Regions from separate parts of the Homo sapiens genome. Here regions 2 and 3 are each linked to region 1. The links are chromatin loops, found by intact Hi-C in ENCODE. Cell type or tissue: PC-3. All regions are shown on one strand.

Region 1 (8,000 bases):
CTCTGTTCAAAAGGTTGGAGTGATTTTTTTGCCTTTATAGCTTTCTGTATTTTTATAATTCTTACAAATTCAGCCAGGAGCGGTGGCTCACGCCTGTAATCCCAGCACTTTAGGAGGCCGAGGTGAGCGGATCACGAGGTCAGGAGATCGAGACCATCCTGGCTAACACATTGAAACCCCGTCTCCACTAAAAATACAAAAAATTAGCTGGGCGTGGTGGCGGGCACCTGTAATCCCAGCTAGTCAGGAGGCTGAGGCAGGAGAATCACTTGAACCCGGGAGGCAGAGGTTACAGTAAGCTGAGATCGCACCACTGCACTCCAGCCCGGGCGACAGAGCGAGACTCTGTCTCAAAAAAAAAAACAAAAACAGAATGTGTTAATTTTATAATTGGGAAACAAAATCAGTGAACATCATTTCTACAGAGGATGGGTCCTTTTTTTAACCCTCCCACCATTTTTGTCTCTGTCTGCAGCGAACACAACCTGTGCTGAATGATCTGATGCCAGACATCGCGGTGGGTGTGTCCACACTGTCACTCAAGGACAGGAGGCTTCCAGAGCTTGCTGTAGACACAGAATTAAGCCAGTCAGTTTCTGAAGCAGGACCAGGGCCTCCCCAGCATCTGTCGTGTATTCCACAGAGACATACACACACTTCTCGGAAAAAACACACACTAGAGCAAAAAACAGACACCAGAGAAAATCCACAGGAATATCCGGATTTCTATGACTTCTCAAATGCTGCTTGCAGACCTTCTACTCCTGCTCTCAGCAGACGCACCCCTTCCCCTTCGCAAGGTGGATATTTTGGTCCCGATCTGTACAGCCACAATAAGGCATCACCAAGTGGCTTAAAGTCAGCCTACCTACCTGGTCAGACGTCTCCTAAAAAACAGGAAGAAGCTAGGAGAGAATATCCACTTTCCCCTGACGGGCATCTACACAGACAAAAGAATGAGCCGATACACCTGGATGTCGTTGAGCAACCTCCCCAGCGGTCAGACTTTCCTTTGGCAGCCCCAGAAAATGCTAGTACCGGTCCAGCCCATGTCAGGGGACGAACTGCAGTAGAAACTGACTTGACTTTTGGGCTGACTCCTAACAGACCTTCACTTTCTGCATGTAGCTCTGAAGCTCCCGAAGAGAGATCCGGTAGAAGACTGGCAGACAGTGAGTCCCTGGGCCATGGAGCTCAGAGAAATACAGATTTGGAAAGGGAAGATTCAATAAGCAGAGGAAGGAGGTCACCAAGCAAGCCGGACTTCCTCTACAAAAAGTCTGCCCTCTGAGAGCAACCTCCAAGTCGTCTGTGCCTGAGATGTGAAACATCCCATTTTATGATGTAACCCAACAACTTACAGACCAGTTCATCAATGCCAGCTGATAACTCGGTTTCACATGATTTTGTTCTAGTTTTTGTGTATATATGTGTTTATTAGACATGGCATGCTAAGAAGGTTTTGTTTTTTTTTTTTAATGTTGCATCTGTCTAATTTGTCTTTGAACAATTATGTCGGGAGGCATTTTTAAGAACAAGCAGGCTGGCACTTTTTATTTCTCTTTACAAATGATGGAATTTTTTTGCACTTGTACATTTATTTTCTCTGTATTGATTTTATATCAGTATGTTAAACTTTATTGCCACATTTAAAGGACTGTATTTTCATACTTTTTTGCATTTTACCTTTCATCTACCAATCCATGTGCATTGGATTGCACACTAAGATGTATTTTCTTACGAAATAGTTCTGTGTTTATTTTTTAATTATAGAAATTCCAAAGAACAGCACATCAGAATGCTCCTCTCTTTTCAGTAATTGTTTTAGTTCAGAGATCTTCCCGCTCAGCCTCCATAAATCTAATGTCATTTTTTTTTTAATAAGTCCTAGGAGCTGGGCTTCATTCCTCCAGCGGGAGTCCAGTCAGGGTCCTGAAGTTTGCTGGTTCAGGAAAGAACAGGAAAGAGAAAAGCCTTCTGTGCCCAGGCTAAAGCTGTTACATTTCCACAGTGTGGATGCAGTCAGAATCCCTGCACATTCTGGTCATAAGGATTAGAGTCACCAGATGAGGCTCTAAACAGATCGCATCCCTTGGAATTAGAAAGCAGTGGAGACCGGGCGCAGTGACTCACACCTGTGATCGGCACTTCGGAAGGCCGAGGCGGGCAGATCACTGAAGCTCAGGAGTTCAAGACCAGCCTGGGCAACATGGCGAAACTCCATTTCTATAAAAAATACAAAAAAAAAAAAATCTAGCCAGGCGTGGTGGTGCGTGCCTGTAGTCCCAGCTACTTGGGGGGCTGAGGTGGCAGGATCGCTTGAGCCTGGGAGGTTGAGACTGCAGTGAGCCAAGATTGCACCACTGTGCTCCCACCTGGGCAACAGTGAGACCCTGTCTCAAAAAAAAAAAAAAAGGCAGTGGAAATAGAGAAGTAACTTAAAGGTCACACTGACAGAATTTCTGGTTCTGAGCGTCAACTCTCCAGCTGTGATGGCGGAACTGACTGCTTGCTGCCTTTAATTGTCTTGCTCTCTATGGGAAAAAAACAAAAGGGCTTCAGTCTCATGGATGTTATTTGGTGTTTGTAAAGATACGTTTTCTTTTAAACGATTTTCAAAATATGTCTAAATTTTGGTGTTGTGTAATGCATAATGCTTTCTCACCAACAGAAAAAAGGAAAAAAATTGTTTTCAGTTAAACACTACATGTCCTACTTGAACTCCACTGGGACGCTGGTTTGGCATTTACTAAACCACTGAGCACATGGGGTCTTTCAGGATCCTCTCCCTTGGAAGGGCAATGTGTGAGCTAAGGACTGTTTTTTTTCTTACTCTCCAATGTAAATATATGAGTATTTGAGTTTTTAAATCACTTCAACATTATTTGAGCATTTACTTTGTATTTTTACAAACACATAAACACACAGCCGTAGCACTTAGAAGAAAAGAGGCTTTCTAAGCATTCCTTCCTCTGCAGGATATTTGGGATCCTCTTTTCTATGTATGTATATATATAAAAAACTATGAATCACTCACACTCACTCGAAAACTATGCAGGGCTAGGGAGCGTTTATGAGCTACCGGGTAAATGAATTACATGCACTTTGAAGTAAATAGGTTTTCTATTGGGTGTCAACAACGCTGATTTCTCCCAAAACTATAGTTTCTCTTACGGTCTTTTCCTCCTTTACCCTGTGGATATACACTCAGGAATAATCTGACATTTTAGAAAAGCCGAACAGTAGATAGTCTCCAAGATGGGAAACATGTCGTGTGTCTGCACGCCCCGGCAAACTGCCGCCACTCGTTCTGCTGCCTGACTGGTTAGCTGCTGTGCGGGTGCGCTCGGTGACACTGGTGGTGGTGCACGCTCCCGAGCTCCCAGAGTTAACACTAATCTGCAGGTCGGCTGTGCATCGCATTCGAGGCTCCTTTTTTAAAGAGAAAAGCATAGGCCTCTGTTCTCATTTGTAAGAAGTTTGACTCATAATAGAAGACGGTGTCTTTTGAAGCCCAGTCTCTGTCTGTCTTCAGAAACAAAAGTGAATGCCGTCATGTTCCTTGATGTGTGTTTCTGCCACATATGTATGTTGACATGTTCATGTACTGCGCCGGTACTGCAAGTAAGACTCAACAGACCTAATTTGGATGGGGAGAAAAACTCTCATCCCTGACCCTTCCCCCCCCGCAAATGTTAGACCAGAGCTGTTGATCCCACACATTCATTTTTCTGAAAATTCATGAACTATTCTCTCATATCCCTGAAATATAAAAGTAAGTGGCCACTATTCCTAAGATTATTTAGTTTATAAAGTTTGCTTTTAATCATACAATAGCTTACCTGGCTAAAACTTTGCGTATAAAGGGAAAACTTGCTTTAATCTGTGGGATTGCGGACCGATGCGACTTGCAGAAGGTAAACAGGCGTGGGTTTTGTGTGCGTTAGGTTAGGTGTTAGTGGACTTTTAATGTATCTTGTGAAGTATGGTTACTAGGGTAGGTTCAAGAGCTACATGCCTCTGGCTTTTGAACCCATCTATTAAATCTTTTTTAATGCTGTACTAAGATAAATGTGAAGTCTGAGTAAGGTTGCTCTCAGAAAAAAAAAAAAAGCATATATATATATAAAATAAAATTTAGGCCATGGGAACTGGCATTTTACTTGGTATAGGAATTTAATGAGAACCAAATCACAAAAATACCAGATCTCCTTTTGAGATCGTGGACAATCAGGCCTTTGGACAATCACCGCTTCCAGTGCCCGCTGTGCGTTGAGGTTAGAGACCTACCGTTTACACGCTAGAGCCGAGAGGACGTTCAAGTTTCTTAAAGATGCTGTTGGTCTTTTTTCTTATGTTATTGTTTTAGTTTTGTGATTTTGATGAATAATTGAAGTTCAGAGTCACCCGTGGCTCCTAAGGAAAAAACAGCATCATGAAAGGCAAAAAGTATTTGAAACGTAATTGTTTCAATTTTCCACGCCCGTTCTCACATGCCCCCTTTAGCTTTATTTCTGGGAACATGTCACTAGACCTCAGCTAGCCTGACACCGCAATAACCCGTTAGGCTTTGAGGCTTTTCAGTGAATTCTTGACATTTAAATCTTCTTATAGAATTCTTTATGAAGCCTTAACTAATTCTTGTTTTTGCTTCCTCAGAAACTTTTTATTGCATCTGCCATCCTTCATTGGATTTTTGTTTTGGTTTGTTGTTGCCATTCTAGCAATGAGCTTAGTCCTTGTACATCTGCATTAAGGTGCCGATGCAGAAGGCAAATTGGAAACACGCGCCAGCGGCAGTGGGGCTCAAAGCCGACCTCCATGCATCATTCTCTAGAGTTGAAAGGATTGACATTTCTCAGTAACTACCCGGCAAAATATATATTTTCATAATGTTGAATTTGCCTTTTAGGAAAACAATGTTTCATGAAACACTTGTAAGATACTTATTTTGAAATTAATTATAAGGCATTCATATTTTTAGGACTGAATTCAAAGGGAAATGCTTCTTTGACTTTTTTTCATTGTTCGGTTGACTTTCAGCTTTCTGGAGTGACAAAGCAGCAGTGATGGGTGCTATTCCTGGTTCTGTGGTGGTTTACTTTGTCTACTAAGTGATTTACTTTCAAACCTCATTACAGATAATCTTACTAAAAGACTTAACATGCACACTGCTAAAAGGTGTTTTACTGTTTTCCATTAACGCTGTTGTATGAACAATATTTGGTGACATGTTGTCTTTTTGTCCTGTAGATTGTCATATCTGTTATGTAGTTATCCTTTTGGCAAGTCCTTTGATTTTTTTTTCCTCTAGAAAATCCTCAGACTGTCAATCTTCCATATTTTGAATATTATAATGCTGTGGCCATTTCTATAGAAAGATTACTTGCAAGTGTGTGTCTTGAAAATAACCTCTTGTATTTGTGTGTTTATGTGAGTTCTGTCTAAGAGATCAGATAAGCTCTGGAAGCTTCATCATCTGTACCTACATGTAACTGTATCTGGGTTACATGGGCAGGCGGTACCAAGTCCTGCTCTTCGATGGGGTGGCTGAGAGATAAAGGTTCCTGAACTCTCCTTGCTGTGTATGCACCACATCTGTACTTCAGAGAGGTGGAAAATCATCTACAACACTGCGTTTCTTGTGGTTGTGCTGTTACTGGTATAAAGTCAAGTGCCTTCAATGCTAAAGGCTCAGAAATTTTTCTTAAACTGATTTCATGTCCTATGCAAGTGTTTTCTACAACCTGCATAACCAGTACTTTGTAAAACTTGTTTACGCTTCAATTGTACATAGTGATTTTTAAAGAAATATATAGTATTTTTATTTAGGTACCTCCAAACTTGAATTCGTCTGTGTGAAGCATTGTAAAACGATACATTTCTCTTTTGAGTACCATTACAGTTGTACAGAGGTTTTCACTGCTTCTATTTTTCTACTGTTACTGATAAGCATGTAACACTGACTTTATCCTACATATAGTTGGCATTTCAAATAAATGGCTTGTATAGAATCTGCTGAGTTGGATACAGTCTGTTTTAGCAGTGGAGCATACAGTCTTCAATTATAGAAGTCATTGCACCCCTGGAGGGTAGAATTGGGAGGTTTTCTAGGTTGATTTTCTCTGTTTCTAGGATTTCAATCATTCAGAGGCATTTTATCATCATCATCATCATCGTTTTCTCGGAAATCACACATTTTATTCTGAATCATCAAGTTCATTATTTTCTATTATTTCATTGAGACATTTCTGAGAAATTTTATTTTACAAATTTGAGCGGAAAGTTCCTCTCACAGGGGTCTTCAGGATTGCAGGAAGCTCAGCATGGCACCCACGTGAACCAGGCACCTGGATGTGTCCTGCTCTTCAGGGCCCTTCGAGGGTCAGAGACCTGGCCTAGATTCTGAGCTTTGCCTTTGCTTTCACACCCAGGCTCAGTAATATTTTCAATTTCAAAAGGAAATGAGATCATGGTCTAGAGTCTAGGATTCTGGAAAAAAAAAAAAAAAACGCAAAATGGAAAGTTTTCTAATTTCCATTTTTTAAAATTGCTACAAAAGAGCTCTTATTTTGTTTTTTATTTTTCAGACAATGTCTTGCTCTGTCACCCAGGCTGGAGTGCAGTGGTGTGATCACAGCTCACTACAGCCTCAATTTCCAGGCTCAAATGATCCTCCCACCTCAGCCTCCCGAGTAGCTGGGGCTACAGTCAGTGTTACACCACTATGCCTGGCTCATTTTTAAAATTTTTTGTAGAGACAGAGGAGGGGGTCTCACTACGTTACCTAGGATGGTCTCAAACTCCTGGGCTCAAGTGATGCTCCCACCTCAGCCTCCCTAAATGTTAGGATTATAGGCATGAGCCACTGCAACCAGCGAGCTCTTTAAAATGTTTTTTATCATTTCAGTGCCAAATTCTGTCCTAGCATCTCACTCTTCATGCCTTACTAACAAGTTATTGCTTTATAGTTTGTAACCATCTTAGGTTTAACAGAAGGGTATAAAGATAAAATAAAATCTAAGGTTTCTGTGGGTGAGCTTCTTAAATCTAAACAAGAAAATTGAATAAATCAACATTCATTTCTGTACTTGTGGATTATTCCTGGAAAAATGAACTCGGGCTAGCTTCCCAAGCCACTTTAGGCTTTACCTCTCCTCAATCCATTAGGGAATATTTCTTGAGTCCACTCCTCCCGGAGTCTGGGAATATGGAGCAGCAGACCAAACAGACAGGAACCCCAGTCTCAGAAACTCACCTCTAGCTGGAAATGACTTTTGTCCTAAAAACAAAACAAGGCCAGGTGCGGTGGTTCGAGCCTGTAATCCCAGCACTTTGGGAGGCTGAGGCAGGTGGATCATGAGGTCAGGAGATTGAGACCAACATGGTGAAACCCCATCTCTACTAAAAATAGAAAAATCAGGTGGGCGTGGTGGTGCGTGCCTGTAGTCCCAGCTACTCGGGAGGCTGAGGCAGGAGAATCGCTTGCACCTGGGAGGCGGAGGGTGCAGTGAGCCGAGATCATGCCATTGCACTCCAGCCTGGCAACAGAGTGAGACTCCATCTCAAAACAAACAAAAAATACAGGGCAGTTATCACAGCTAAGGGGAAGACCAGCTTGAAATGGACCAGGAATGAAAACAGGAGGAGAAATGCTGGAAGCAGCACTAACACTAAACAATGTAATCTTTTCTAATCCCTCATTGAGTTAGGAACTCCTTCCTTTGATCCTCTGTGAATTAAGTACTATTATTTGTGCCATTTTACAAAAGAGAAAAGCCCGGAGATACTGAGCACCTTGTCCAAGGTCACACAGCTAGAAAGTTGGCAGAACTTGGGCTCAAACCCAGGTAGCCTGGCTCCAGAACCCCAGTCCTCAGCCGTTGTGTTGTTCTGCGCATCAGGAAGTCCGGTGGTCCGGGCGGGGTGGGGGGGACTCTAATGTGCAACAGGTGGAAGCAGGTTCAAGGATGGCAATCAGTTGTTCATCCAGTCCGTTT
Region 2 (8,000 bases), 230 kb before region 1:
AGCTTCTGAGGAGCTTGGACTAAAGGTGCATGCCACCACACCTGGCTAATTGTTAAAAGAATTTTTTTAGAGATGGGGTCTTACTATGTTGTCCAGGCTGATCTCAAACTTGTGGCTGGTCTCAAACTTGAAGTTTGAGACTTCTGGTTGCTAACATTATCTCCACTTAAATTCACTTAAATTCTGAAAAGATGACAAATCTTGGTGCTAAGCACTTCCTTTAATCTGCCACCTCAGCCTCCCAAGCAGCTGGGATTATAGATGCCAGCCACCATGTCTGGCTGTCTTGAACTTTCTAATAGCATAAATAAAATGAAGAAGTACAAATACGATTGTTATAGATGTACATATCAACAGTTCTGTACTTCTAGTTTTAAAAAAAATGGTTGCAATTGTTACTATTACCATTAGCAGTACATGTTGATGTTGCCTCCGTTTGAAAATGAACTCAGCTCAGTTGCATAGGATCTTCTCCAACAAGCCACTTGAACAAACTACCAGTTTTACCACTAAAATACTACCACCTATGATCATATTCTAATGGTCCACTGCTCAAGAAAATGGAATCTTTACGTCTTGCAAACGTGACTTTTCAATATTTTAAATTCCTTAACTCTTGGGCACAATCACTAAGACCTAAGCAGCAAGCTCTGAGGTGCCAACTAGGATATTACAGTTTCCTGGCAAATGGAATTCAGCATGCTTCCTACTGAAAAGTGTCTCTCGCTTTGAGAACTTTCAGAATTTGTCATAAAGGAAACTGTTTTCCATTGAGAACTTGGACCTCAAAGACAAAAGAAGAATTCAAGAGAACAGAATTGGATGCCTTGATTCATAAATTTTTCTGATGATCACTATGAAAATTGGGCTAATTATTCCACTACAATTTGAGAAGAAGGAAAATATCCTGTAAGAGGTCCTAACCTTACCGTGCAAGTATGAAATGTATGAATCTGATAAGCAGGAGCCCTTCAATATAGAACAGGATCACTAAGGACTCTAAAGAAGGAAAGATATTTCAAAAAATAAGAACAGAAAGATAGGAGGACTGCAAAAGATTCGTAGCTGACTTGATCGCATGAAGCTTCCATCCGCAAAGCATTCAGCTTTTCCCGTGGCAAAGCTTTCGACTGCTAGAAACTCCAGTGCCACTAGTCTTTGCAAATTTGTGTTCTCCTAATATCTGTCTTACAAAATTTTTGCTTCTGTACAGCTAAAAGAAACAGTACCAAGCCAATTTATGTGTTGCCAAAATCAGATTTGAAGTGAGAAGACCGTGGTAATGGAGAAACCACATCTTGGAATTTAATGGAACGTGAGAGGTTCTTCTGAATTCTTCAATGTTATTTCTGAAAACAACTGAGCCTTTACTTGAACAGTTCAGCTTTCTTTGCTCTGTTTTCTTAATCAAGATACGTGGAGCAAATAGGGCCCTCCTATCTCTACCTTACAGTAAAAGTAGACAAAAGAAAAAGAGCCCTATTTTTTTTCCTTGTCCTTCATAGAATTTCATTATCAAGGCAAAGCATGTTGAACATGTGAAGTGTTACCCAGATTAAAAATAACTATTATCACTGTATATTACACTTAGGGAAATAGAAAATGCTAATGATGAACCTAAAATGCCACATAATTCTGAATTGCTTTTAGACCAAAAGTGTTTCCAATTATTAATTTTAAGCAATTGTAGGCTATCCTTTTAATCCCACTCTATATTAGTGCCAAATATAGAACTGTATCATTTTAAAGATGCCCTGAAAAGATGTTCAATGCGGGAAAGCAGGCAGTAGCCAGGCAACCAATCTTTTTCAGCTGGGCCTGGGATCCAATTTGCTACATACACCCAGAGAACTTGAGCACAGACTCTTCTGACAGAGCACTAGAAAACATAGGCCCTTTAAAACTTGCAATTCAATAAAAATTTAGATCCCAATAAATTCAGCAATACTACCTAATAATTCTCTCAAAGTAGAGGATATTGTAAAGCTTACCTTAACAAGGTCTGAGAAAAGTATTTCAAGGTGTTTGCAATATCTGTTCCTGATGGTACAGGATAAATGTTGTGGAGAACCCGGTTATGATATTCCTGCAAGTACCGGATCTTGGAAGCAACTAGATAAAAGCAAAAAAAAAAAAAAAAAAAAAAAAAAAAAAGGAAGAAGAAAAAGAAAGAGAAGAATCATCTTGTAATATGTATTAGGCATACAGTCATTTTTAAAAATGATTACAAACAAGAATTTAATCAGTATTTTAAGAAACATAAGTAAATTTTTAATAGAATTCCATGATAGAAACAATTACAAAAAAACTTTTAATTTCTTTTAATTGTATTCGGCACACAAAATTATTCTTAGTTTTCTGGTTTAATATCCTATTCACAAATTATCTATTGCTTGTTTTTATCACTAAGAAAAGCAGTACTCCAAATTGTTTTCTAATCACCCCCAAGTTGGCTTATTATTAGCAAAATAATAATAGATATAAGTCTTTGCCAAGGAATTACATTTAATGTTGCTTAACTAAAACTGAAGGAGAAAACTGAAAAGTCTTTCTACAACACTCAAAAAATCCTAAAATATAGGGAGTTCCATTGCACAATGGCATCAATTGAAGTCAGATTATTAACTCAACATGTGATCATGAAAGTGTGTTTAGTAAATGCTTTAGCTGTGAGAATATGTTAAGAGTAGATTAACATGATGAGTGTTAAGTAAGAATACAATGATTGTGCACTAATAAAAATGTAAAAAATAAATGTCACATTTTTCTTCCAAAGAATCTCATAAATTAGGAGACTTCCTAATAGCTTTCTGAGCTTGGCTGCCCAGATCTTCTCAAGATTCAGGAGGGACTCAATAGATTTATTTACCCTCCTAGACCTACCTGGAGTCACCAGCATTGTCCACATTCCTGACCTGACCTTTGACCTGGCTGTAGTGAAGGACCCCGTTCTAGTCATTCCTCTTTGCAAATCCCAAGGAGCCATGATGATCAACGTCTCTCTGGTCTCCTCTTCCACAGAGTTCTCAACACTGTCCATTTGTCCTTTCAATCTTTAAGGGAGCCTTTTAGGTGGTATGGCTCACTGTCAGCAGTTAACAGAAGACATATCAAGTCCTGGAGAAGCAAGGCCTGCTGTTCCCAATAACCCACGGAAATAAGCTCCTGGATGCATTCTAACTCAAAATCCTTTTGATAAGTGTGGGACGTAGAAGCACAGAACGACAAAATATCAGAACTGGAAGGACCTTAGAGACCTCTTCCCATAACCACTTCCTTTTAAAGATGGGGAAAATGAGGCACATAGGTGGTCAATGGCAGAGCCAGACTAGTACTTAGATTTCCTGATCCCAATCCAGTGATCTTTCCACTATGACACACTCTAGAATATGACTCTGAAATTATGTCCACGTGAACGTGACATCCACATGAATGTGAACGTCCATTGCTTGACATCAAAGCAATTTCCAGAAGTTACCAGGTTAATCACTGATTCTAAATCCTACATACACTATTTATCAGATTTGCCTTTTCTCTCTTCCACTACCTGAACTATTTCCATAATATGGTTAGCATTTTCCCAAAGAAATAAGTCTAGATTGCAGATAATAATACCTTGAGTCTATGTAACACATCAGCTCCAAAGAAAGCAATAAGTTTATAAACATCATCTCAATTAACTCCATAAATATTTGGTAGTAAATAACTTTTTTTCCTGAGATAATAGGTGATACTTGAAAACAGTTTGATTGCATAATCTACAAAAGTCCATTTCCTTCTCAGTGTTTTTGATCTGCTATTCATTATATTTCAAAAACCATACTACAAGAAAATCCCCACATTAATGCATAGTTCCAAGTTCCAAATATCCGAGATATATGCTAGGCCAGCACATGCTGTCTGCTCACCCACTGTCACAGTAATGAAGCATTACTGTGACTTTTCTCAAGTTTTAATATTCAGCAAGTTTCTGTAGAGTATTTCAGGAATACCATTAATCATTCCATCACCTAAGTAAAGGAGTTGATAATAGTACAGGGTATGGACAATAAGTTCAAATGAGGAAAAAACTCACAAATCCCTCAACTCAATGGCTTGCTCATAATTCAAGAGCTATAAAACCATCACTACACAATGATTACAAGCATTCAAAAATGTTTATGAAATGAAAGGATGTTCTTTTTATAGCTCTTTTCATTAAAATGCAGCAATAGCTCCTTTCCACAGGTACCCAAATATGCACAGCAAAGCAGAGACAAGAGTCACTTTTTTCTTTGAGATCTTGTAATGTTACAAAAGTCATATTGCATTGTCTCTGTGTACTTACCTGCTTGTTTTTCTATACCAGCTTGTAAATTTCTTAAGGGCAGAAACTATACCTTACTCATGGCTCTATCCCAAGCCTAACACACTGTCTGGCACTTAGTAGGGACTCAATATATTCATAGGATTAAATTAACAAATGAATTAATACTTTAGTAACAGCACTTATCACTCAGGTCTTTAGGATATATAGAGAGTATACATATCTGCATATATATGTACACTATACACATATATACCTGCATATAGACATACGATAGATTGTGGACTCTTCATCCTTAGTGCCAGACACCTAGTAGGTACTCAATAAATTGTTGATAAGTGAAGATGGAGAAAAAAAAGGAAGAAAGAAAGTGGGACAGAGAAAGAGGAAGAGAGTGGTGAGTAATCATGAAAGACCATTTTTAGAACAGATTGAAAAAAATGTTCAAGCCAATTTGTGCATTGGTGAATGCAACAAAATCTTAGCAGTAATAGATTTAACATCCACGTTTTCAACAACTTGAGAGCAGCCAAAAAGGTCCATGACAAATAGTAATTTGTACTTGTGCCAAGGATGTGAATAAAACTCATTTACAGTTCAATTTTGTGCACGAGAGGTGGTCATTTGGCTGGTTAATAAGCCCATGTGAGCATCCAGCAGCCTCATCAAAGCAGGGCTCCTCTTTACTCCACACATATACCTGACTGCTGCTGCGGAGGCTCGAATAATTGGGCCCAATAGATATAAATGAATGATCTTCAACCTCAACTGACCCTAAGGCTACATTTCTCTAGTAAGCTCCTTCTTCTACACTCTTCAATTATAGTTATACTATCTTCAAAACTCCCCCCGGGGCCACCCCTTTCCTTATACTTTAAAAAGCCATCTGTTATTGACTGAATTTTGTGGCGCTTAGAATTCATATGTTGAAACCTTAACCTCAAAATGTGACTGTACCCAGAGATAAGGCCTTTAAAAGGGTGATTAAGTTAAAATGAGGCCGTTTCCGTGGTGGACCCTAATCCAATCTGACTGCTGTCCTTTTAAGAGGAGATTAGGACACATAAGAGATACCAGAAATGTGGGAACACAGAGGAAAGGCCACGTGAGGACAGAGAGAGAAGGCAGCCATCTGCAAGTCAAGGAGAGAGGCCTCAGGAGAAACCAAACCTGCCAACACCTCAATCTCAGACTTCAAGCCTCCAGAACTGTGAGAAAATACATTTCTGTTGTTTTAGCCACCCAGTCTGTGGTACTTTTATGGCAGCTGGAGCAAACTAATACACCATCATAGAGGAAATCTTTTTTTGTTTTGTTTTGTTTTGTTTTAGATGGAGTCTCGCTCTGTCACCCAGGCTGGAGTGCAGTGGCACGATCTCGGCTCACTACCAGCTCTGCCTCCTGGGTTCACGCCATTCTCCTGCCTCAGCCTCCCAAGTAGCTGGGACTACAGGTGCCCACCACCACGCCCGGCTAATTTTTTGTAATTTTAGTAGAGATGGGGTTTCACCGTGTTAGCCAGTATGGTCTCAATCTCCTGACCTCGTGATCCGCCCGCCTCCGCCTCCCAAAGTGCTGGGATTACAAGCATGAACCACAGCGCCCGGCCCCGAGGAAATCTTATTAGTAAGAGTTAAGAATATGAACTCTGAAATCAAACAGTTCTGACTTAAGGCCTTGGATCTATCTCCACTTAAGCCCAATTTCCTCATCTGTAAAATGGGGATAATTACATCAACTTCACAGGGCTACTGTGATTACTGTGCTATTGTGATTATGGTGCGAGTGGATACTTTGCACAGTGCCTGGTATACACTCCACATATATTAAATAGTAGATGTCAAAAACCTACTAGCAGCTCCTTTCCTTGTCCTGTCAAACACCAATCCCAGCATTCACTGGGGCTCTCCATCCATCAGTGTGTCTCCTATGAAATTAATCTCTCCTCCTTTGCTAAATCATTCCTACCAGGATTCAAACAAACTGTAGAATCTCTCTTGTCGAAGGGAAAGAAAAAACCTCTCTCCTGCCTTTCCATTCCCCTCCAGCGACAGTCCTCTGCCTTCAGAGCCAAGATGATGAAGAGTCTTGCACACATTCTCCTCTCTCTGTCACTTTCTATTCCTCCTTCCACTCACTCCAGTTTGGCTCCCACATCCACCACTGCACTGAATCCATTTCCCACAATCATCTAGAGCCTCCAGATTGCCAATCCATCAGGCACTTTCCGATCACCATTTTCCTAGGCTTTTCAGAGCATTCTGTACAGTCAATCCCTCCCTCCCTCCTTCTTGAAACTCTCTCCCCTTGGCGTCCCAGACCCCACATTCCCCTGCTCTTCCTCCCCCTGGAACGTATCCTTCTTCAAGTGCTTTGCCACTTCCCCCTATTAGTTGATATCTAAGTGTTGGAATTCATCAGGGCTCAGTCCTAGACTCTGTTCCTCTCTCTCAATATTCTCCCCATAGGCAATCCCATCCATCCACAGGACTGTCAGGAGCATCCAGGGGCCAACTGCTCTGAAAGGTCTGTCTCCATCCCAGGTGGGTAGCTGTTGTGAATAACAGGCCTCATCGATTCAATTTCTCCACTTGGGAATCTTATAAATATCTCAAAGAAAACATGTCTGACATTGACTCTTAGGTCTCCCTTCCCCCAAGAAAGAAACCTACTCCACCATCTGTGTAACCCACCAAGTCACTCAAGCAAAGCATTCTAAAGCTCATCCTTGACAGACCCTATTCCCCGCCGTACCTCACTCCTCTAATCCAATCCATTACTAAGTCCTATTAATCACTAAGTCTTATCACTAAATCCTATCAAATACATCTCCCAACTGTCTTCTGTTCCTTATCGTCACTGTCATTACTCAGCAGCAGCATTTCCTGATCAAGTCTAACAGCCTCCTAACTCATTTTTCAGATTTCTTCTTGCCTCTCTCCACTCCTTCTCCTCAGAGCAGCCAAACAGATCTTTTTAAATTATAAACTGCTTCATACAGTCATAAACAGTAACCACTGCTCAAAGTCCTTCAGGGGCTGCCCACTGTCTTCAGGACAAAATCCCAAATCCTCCTTAGTGTGGTCAAAGTCCCTGCCTACCTTCCAACCTAACGTCGTGACACAAAAGCCAGACACTGTTGTGTGTGTGTTTTGTTTTGTTTTGTTTTTTGAGACAGAGTCTTGCTCTGTCACCCAGCCTGGGATGCAGTGGCCCGATCTCCGCTCACTGCAACCTCCACCTCCCAGGCTCACGTGATTCTCCTGCCTGAGCCCTGCCAGTAGCTGGGATTACAGGTGCCGGTCACCACATCTGGCTAATTTTGTATTTTTAGTAGAGCCGGGGTTTCACCATGTTGGCCAGGCTGTTCTCGAACTCCTGGCCTCAAGTGATCTGACCGCCTCGGCCTCCCAAAGTGCTGGGATTACAGGCAAGAGCCACCACACCTAGCCCATTTTTTCCTTAACACCGGTTTTTGTTTTTTTGTGTTTCTTTTCTTTCTTTTTTTTTTTTTGCTTGAAAACCTTTCTATGTCCTTGTCCCTCTTCATAGAGTGCTTTCCCTCCACACTTTGTGAGACTAACTCCTACTCATACTTCAAAACTGACTTTAAGTGTCCCTTCCTCATTATGGAGGTCTTTGCAAACTTCCTTGTCCAAAATGATTCCCTGATCTCCACCTTCATTTCTTTCTG
Region 3 (8,000 bases), 70 kb before region 1:
GGGCAACATAGTGAGACCCGTCTGTACCAAAAAAAAAAAAAATTTTGTTGTTCATTAGCTGGGCACGCTGGCACACACCTATAGTCCTAGCTACTTGGGAGGCTGGGGCAGGAGGATTGCTTGAGCCCAGGAGTTGGAGGCTGCAATGAGCTATGAGTGAACTACTATACTCTAGCCTAGACAACAGAGCAGGACCCTTTCTCAAATTAAAATAAATGTGTGTGTATATATGTGTGATTGTGTGTGTGTGTGTGTGTGTGTGTGTGTGTGTGTGTAGTTTCATTTTAGGATAAGTCAAAAATTCAGATACTTTCCTCTTCACTAGACTCAGAATTCTAAGAACCATACTCAACTCATTTCTCTGTATTTCCATCATTTTCTAGTTTGAAAAATTATTCGATTGTTGCATATATTAGTGGAATGTGATGTACTTTTATATTCTTTTAAAAATGCATTTTTAATGGGGAAAAAAGTATCAGCAGGGGACTGACAGCTGTTATGAATTATAATAGGTTATATTAGAAAAAAACCACATGGCTTAATAAGATTCTCCTAACAAAACCCTAACAACTAACTAATCTTCATTTGCAGTAATGCAATGGAATTTTATAGAAAATGTCAATTTAAAGATTTTCATTTAACATGAATAGAAATGTTTTCTGACTTGACTATTTTTGGTGGTGGGTGGATAAGGGAAAAGACTATTTTTAACTACAGGTCCACATTCTCTTACTTATAATTTGAAATCCCAAAAGTTCTGAAAACTATTTTAGGGGTTATGGGAGGACTTAATTTGATGGCAAACACTGACATGACCTAGATTTGTCTGCCAGCAAAACCGAACCTAAACTAACATAGGTTAGTCTAAATAGTATATTTTACTGCAGAATATTAATTTGTTTGATGTTACAAACAAATTATTACAAACAAATTAGGGTGCTGTGCCAGATCTCCCTGGGGATAGTTATATAGTATACAGTAAATGTTTGGTATACCATATGTCATGCCAAACTTCTGTCACTCCAGTGGGCATGGCATTAGGTTCAAGAGGCCGAAGAAGAGACCCAGAGCCGGCAAAAGAGATGTGGGGTTTTATTGGGGGCTTACATACAAAGGAGAGGGTACAGTGGCAGTGGGCTGGACGGGAGAACTGCCTTATATACAGTCCAGTGGCAGTGGGCTGGGCAGAAGAACCACAACTGCCTGCCATAGGCATGCAGTTTATATAGCATTTCCACTTAGCACTTCCACCTAGCAACCTCCACCTGGCACTCTTTATTCTACCCAAAACTTGGAGCCTCAGTCTCCTGTAGGGCTTGTGTTCCAAGAGACAGGTTGGGGGCTCAGATGTCCTTATAGACAAGGAGGGAATCTCTGGGTTGGCCACTCCTGAATTCCCTAGCTCAGAACACACATTCAGGTGCATCTGCCATACAAAGTCATTCTAAGGATATGCTTAAATTATTGCTGTCAGGTATGTTTACTATAACCATATTATTTCTCTTTGAAAGCAAAAGAAAAAAGTGAATTTTTGAATGTATGTGGCTCCAAAGATTTCTATTTGAAAAAGAATTGTAGACCTGTATTCTTAACACTCTTTAACTGGTACTTTAAGCTGATGATGAGCATTAAATATATATTTTATTGGTAGAACTAAGACTGAGAGTGTAGTATGTAACCACTCTATAGGTAAAGTTTAATTATCAAGAATGTGGGGAGAATATATGAAATGTAAAATAAGCTCACTGGTTATAGGTATTCACTGTAAATAAAAATATATCACTTAAAATACTGGGGTAGAGACAGGAGAAGGAAGTTACTAACTTAATTTCAGCATTGCTCATAGTAGGGAACCAACGGATAATAGCCAAAAAAACAGGGAATGTAAAATGTTGTATAAAGTATAAGTAAAGTTACATATGGGGCAGGCAGGGACTAGAATAGAGTAGACAGGGACAGCAATTTGTATTCTTTGGATGTATCTTTTTTTTTTATTTTAACTTTATACTCACTTAAATGTTTAATTATATAACAAAGTTAAAAATGCAATGACTAAAAATCAAAATAAATCTTATAAAGTGGATTTCCCATTGGTTATATAATCACACAGAGTAAACCATTCCAAGTGACTTACATATACAGTAATTTGTAGAATATTCCAAGTTGGGTATATCCTAAAGATAAAAAGAATTGTAAAAAAAAAAAAAAATTAAAAATATTTTCATGGATCATATTGGTGATGATAGTGTTAATATTTTTATTCTCAGGTTGTGTGAATATTTTGTGATAAACTATTATGTAGGCTGCATTGAGAATAGAGGGTTTTCATATGTGAGAAAGGAGAAATGATATAAGATAATGAGATTGAGTAAAAACCCTATAAACCTGAATTTGAATTGGAAGCAACAGTATAAACTAATGATAATGTACATTTATGTATCTATGTACATGTTTATGTAGATATGTGTGTATATAATGTCTTAGATCTTTGTACTGAAAAGGCATTAAGCATCCCTATTACTGAGATTGTGGTTTCTGAATACCATTTCCCACTAAAGGGAATTAGGGCTTCTTTAAGGAAATGACCAGTGCCAAGTCAAAGGCAAGAAAAATACAAGATATGCCTGGAATAAGTTGTAATACCAGAAAGGTAAGGTAACCTCTGCTCTCGGAGGCAGAGGTTAGGATTATGTCATAAGGTCTCAGGAACCAATTTGAATAAGGCTCTACTGTCCAAAGATGGGACAGTTTGAACTTCAATAAGAATAACTACAAAGGATTAAAACCTGTCACATAGATGTAAGTCTATTAATTCATAACTTTTTAAAACTCACTGATTGTCTTTAAGGATGCTAGGAAGCTATTACTAATTGTTTTGAAAATTAGTAAATAAAAGTAAAAAATTACTCATTTATTCTGTCCTTTCTATACAGACTGCATCAGGACAACTGAATAGTTGATGAGTTTTTTTTATAGAATTTTTCCAGCTAGTGAATAAAGAAAGAATGATAGACTATCATGTGATCGTTTTTCAACCCCGTTAATGGATTGCTTTAGTTGGTGATCATTGATAACTGTTAATATCAAAAAAAGGGAATTCAATAGACTTTTGAACTTAACTGTTGGAAGTACATACTACCTGCCACCTGTGAAGCAGTCTTGGCAAAAAAAAAAAAAAAAAAAAGTTTTTTGGTTTTTTTGTTTGTTTGTTTTTGGAAACAGAGTCACTGTTGCCCAGGCTAGAGTGCAATGGTACTATCTCAGCTCACTGCAACCTCCACCTCCCAGGTTCAAGCAATTCTTGTGCCTCAGCCCCCGAGTACCTGGGACTACAGGTGCGTGCCACCACACCCGGCCAATTTTTATTATTTTAGTAGAGATGGGGTTTCACCACGTTACCCACGCTGGTCTCTATCAATTTACTGTAAATACAAGAGTCAGAAGCACATTATTAAACTACATCATGGTAATACATTTGGCAAAATCCAAACTATAGGAAACAACCAGGTAACCTGATTTCTTCAACAAAAAAAAATTGTAAAGGGGGAGGAACCCATATGCAGAGATTGAAGAGACATAGTCATCCAGTCACAGTGTGTAGACCTTATTTGGATCCTAATTCAAACAAAGAAAAAACAATTTGAGAAATGTTAACACTGCCCAGGAGTTTCATATTAAGGAATTATTGTTTATTTTAGATATGATAGTCTGTAGTTGCTTTACATCCTTTTAGAGGTAAATATGGAAATATTTACAGGTTGAAATAATATGCTATCTGAGATTTGCTTGAGAATATTCTACTGGGATTGGGTAGATAGTGGACTGGGATATAGTTGATACTTAAACCTGTAATTGCAGCACTTTGGGAAGCTGAGGCAGGAGGATCACTTGAGTCCAGGAGTTTGAGGTTGCAGTGAGCTATGTTTGTGCCACGGCACCCCAGCCTCTGCAACAGAGCAAGACCCCATTTCTAAAGGGGGAAAAAAAAACACCTGCCAATTGGTAAATGTTGGTTGAAACTTGGCAATGGGTAGAGATCCATTAACTATTTTCTCCACTTTTTTATTGTATATTTTTTCATTTTTATTACAAAAATTACAAAAGTATCTCCTGCAAAGGAAGGAAAAACAAGTAATAGGAAGGGATGAGATTAGAGAAGCTTAGTCATTTAATTGTCCTCTGTGTTTGAATGCTAGGAGATTTGATATTTATGGAGTATTAATCACAATCAAGAAACATTTTACTGTTCAACAATACACAGCACTAGAGAGATTAAGATCTGTCCCTTTACCTCAGTTGGGTGATAAAGTAGAAACTGGAGACTTAAGGGTTGAGTAATAGAAACAGCAGCACAGTGGACACAGAAGCATGAGGTAGACGTGGCAGCTTCCTTCAGAAAGGTTGGTATAGCACTGAAGACTTTTGAGACGCTTTCTTGTTTAGCAGGGGTGTGGAGGTTGGGGGGATAAGACACACACTAGATGAGGGATTGAAGGCCTGGTCTTTGGTCTTGGCTTTGCCATTTTACTCTTTTTTTTTTTTTTTTCTTGGAGACAGAGGAGTTTTGCCCTTGTCGCCTAGGCCACACACCTTGGCCTCCCAAAGTGCTGGAATTACAGGCGTGAGCTACTGCACCTGGCCCATTTTACTCTTTATTTGACTTTGGATAAGTCACTTTAAAGTCTCTACTTTGATTTCCTCATTTGGAGAATAGAGAATATGCCTGTGCTGTCTACATGGAAGAGTTATTGTGAGAATAAAATGACTTAACACATGAAAAAGCCCTTGGTAAACTGTATTCCCATTCTGATGTAAGATACTCCCACTCCAGTCATTAAAAGGAACATGAAGTTGGGGGGAATGTTTAAAAAAGGGAGTGGAGAGGGAAGGTATGTCATTGCTTTTCTGTTTTAATGTTTTTTTGTGAGGTTTTTTCCATTTTTTAAGTTGTCACTTAAAAATACATAACATTTACCATTTTAACCAGTTTTAAGTGTATATATAGTTCTGCAACATTAAGTACATTCACATTGTTGTGCAGCCATCACCACCATCTCCAGAACTTTCTCATTTTCCACAACTGAAACTTTGTGCTTACTGAACACTAACTTCCCAGCCCCTGACAACCATCATTCTACTTTCTGTCTCTATGAATTTGATTACTCTAAGTACTTCATATAAGTGGAATCCATATTCGTCCTTTTGTGACTGGCTTATTTCACTTAACATAATGTTCTTAGGGTTCATCTGTGTTTCAGCATGTGTCAGAATTTCCTTCCTTTTTAAGGCTGAATAATCTACTCTATGTATACACCACATTTTGTTTTCCCATTCATCTATCTGTGGACACCTGAGTTGCTTCTACCTTTTGGCTGTTGTGAATAATTTTGCTATGAACGTGGGTGTACACATCTGTTTGAGTCCCTGTTTTCACTTTTTTTGGTATATATCCACAAATGGAATTGCTGGATCATATAATTCTATGTTTAATTATTGAGGAAGCAGTGTGTTTTTAAAAATTATTTACTTTATTGCTTATGGAAACATTTCCACAAGTCGTATTTGAGGGTATATGTACGCTGTGATCCATGAGGCTTTTTGCTGGGAAATCTTTTGTCTCCAAGTACTAATCCAATTTTCTTTTCTTTTCTTTTTTTTTTTTTTTTTGGAGACCGAGTCTGGCTCTGTCGCCTAGGCTGGAGTGCAGTGGTGCGATCTCAGCTCACTGCAAGCTCCGCCTCCCAGGCTCACGCCATTCTCCTGCCTCAGCCTCCCGAGGAGCTGGGACTGCAGGCGCCCACCACCACACCCGGCTAATATATTTAGTAGAGACGGGGTTTCACTGTGTTAGCCAGGATGGTCTCGATCTCCTGACCTCATGATCCGCCCACCTCGGCCTCCCAAAGTGCTGGGATTACAGGATTGAGCCACCGTGCCCGGCCGCAATTTTTTAATCACACTCTTCTAAGAGGCTTAGACTGTGAAGGAATATGGATCCCAAGAAATAGTTTTTGGACTCAAAATCTTGAAGAATGATTACAGATAAGCCTTTCCTTACTAAATGTTTATTTTTTAAAACTAATTTCATTCAGCAGTTTTCAACTTAATGCCTCCTAAGTGCCAGGTACTGTATTATGTGGTGAGGATTTAGTGTTGAATAAATGAAATTCAAGTGCTGAAAAGTACTACTGTAAAGAAAATAAACTGAAGAAAGAGGATAGTGAATGATGGGGTGGAATGTTATTTTATATAGGCTAACTAGGGAAGTCTTCTCCAAGAGGTAGTATTTGAGCAAAGACTTCAGTAAAAATGAGAGTATGAAACATGTGAAGATGTTTCAGAAGAGTGGTACAGGCAAAGGGAAGAGCCCTGAGGTAGGAGTAAGAAATGCTTTTCAAGTAGACAACTCAGGGATCAGATGACAGCCTATCTTGACCAGTACCTAGTACCTATATGAGGAAATCAATTGTTGTAAGATAGCTCTAGAAAGTAAAGTCACGTCTGGGTGTGCTGGCTCGTGCCTGTAATCTGAGCACTTTGGGAGGCCAGGGCAGGAGGATCATTTGAGACCAGGAGTTCAAGACCAGCCTGGACAACATTAGTGAGGCCCTGTCTCTACAGAAAAAAAATGTTTTTAATTAGCTGGACATGGTGGCACACGCCTGCTCTAGCTACTTGGGAGGCTGAGGCTTGGAGGATTGCTTGAGCCCAGGCACTGTGAGCTATGATTGTGCCACTGCACTTCAGCCTGAGCAACACAGTGAGACTCTGCCTCTTAAAAATAAAAAAGAAAAGTACAGGAAAACTAAAAATAGAAAATTGTTAGGGATAATTTATTTGCATATTCTGTTAATCTAGAAAATACTGTATTTGTGGTGTGGGAGATGTCAGGAAGATATTACTGCTGACATGACATTCCAATAATGATTACTACATAGAAGACATAACCTTTTCCTCTGAAATGTTATTTTCTTGGCAGAGGGGCATGTACAGTGAACCCAAAGGATATATTTTATCATCTGTTCAGGGAAGACAGAATGAGACAACTGATAAAGAGAATCTGAGTTTTAAGAAATGATCTCTAAAAATCTTAGATAATAAAATACTTTAATAACCAAGTATCTTACTGATATATATGACAGTGATACATATATTATTAGGAGAACACTCAGACTCAGATCTCAAGAGAGGTTAGAGATCACCCATATTTTGCTGGGTGCTGTGCAGTAATGTGAAGTTATGCCAGAAATAACTTTGCGCCTCAAGAAATAAGCACCATTACTTCTTAAGACTCTCCATTTATCTTTTTAGAAACATTGATAAGATATTTGTAAATAATATCCTCATTTAAAAGTAAATGAATTATCTTGGGAGAATGCTGTATTGTAATACAAGGAATTTTACCTTTAGAAATTAGATATTATTAATAGTATTAGAAAACTTTTGTTTTTAGACTTCTTTATGTTCTGTTTGAATTGTTTCTTCCTTGATAACGTCTTTTTTTTTTTTTTTTTAAAGAGAGATGAGGTTGTTTTGTTGCCCAGGCTAGTCTGGAACTCCTGGCCTCAAGCAATCCTCCTTAGCCTCCCAAAGTGCTGGGATTATAGGCGTGAGCCACCGTGCCTGGCCTCTTTAATATGTCTTTCCCAGATTTCAAACCCATTACCTTTATCACCCTCAGTGGACCCATAAATTGCTTCTCCTATATGCTTCTTGGTTTACAGCATTGTAACCACCCAGTTATGCAAGGTAGAAACCTCAGTCATCGTTTCCTTCTTCCTCTCCACCATTCCCCTTACCAGTTTGGTGAGCATTCTTCACTATGTCTTCTATGATAAGGACCTCATATGTATTACTTAATTTTTTATTATAGATGTCTACTATGATTTGCTGTTCCCCACATTGCATGTGTTGGGAACTTAATCCCCAAATCTGTATGTCAGTTGAACGTAGGGCCTTTGGAAAGTAATTAGGATTAGATAAAATCATCAGGGTGGGGC

What was found. Peaks named below come from ENCODE experiments on the same cell type or tissue, not always from the same donor. Only the 100,000 strongest peaks of a DNase experiment are listed, where the experiment ranks them.
Region 2: it touches region 1 in a loop (3-fold over the local background); 3 of 110 quality-filtered maps call a loop at or near these places.
Region 3: a loop joins it to region 1, with 4 times the contacts of the local background. A loop is called at or near these places in 3 of 110 quality-filtered maps.

The regions. Positions count from the first base shown.
Region 1 is chr14:93,235,564-93,243,563 of GRCh38, reverse strand. BTBD7 (BTB domain containing 7) reads left to right here. Exons shown (of 11, transcript NM_001002860.4): 11 at 476-6,014. The coding sequence ends at 1,291. Among named protein-coding and RNA genes, the nearest start is that of UBR7, 32 kb to the right of the region's middle. In PC-3, no CTCF peak of the experiment used is centred here; a DNase peak (open chromatin) is centred at 3,033; H3K4me3 peaks cover 438 bases; H3K27ac peaks cover 4,777 bases.
Region 2 is chr14:93,461,783-93,469,782 of GRCh38, reverse strand. UNC79 (unc-79 subunit of NALCN channel complex) reads right to left here. Exons shown (of 52, transcript NM_001395159.1): 2 at 1,992-2,112. Among named protein-coding and RNA genes, the nearest start is that of UNC79, 35 kb to the right of the region's middle. In PC-3, no CTCF peak of the experiment used is centred here; no DNase peak of the experiment used is centred here; H3K27me3 peaks cover 4,775 bases.
Region 3 is chr14:93,305,955-93,313,954 of GRCh38, reverse strand. The region is part of intron 1 of BTBD7 (BTB domain containing 7); the gene reads left to right. Among named protein-coding and RNA genes, the nearest start is that of BTBD7, 23 kb to the left of the region's middle. In PC-3, no CTCF peak of the experiment used is centred here; a DNase peak (open chromatin) is centred at 4,294; H3K27ac peaks cover 1,920 bases.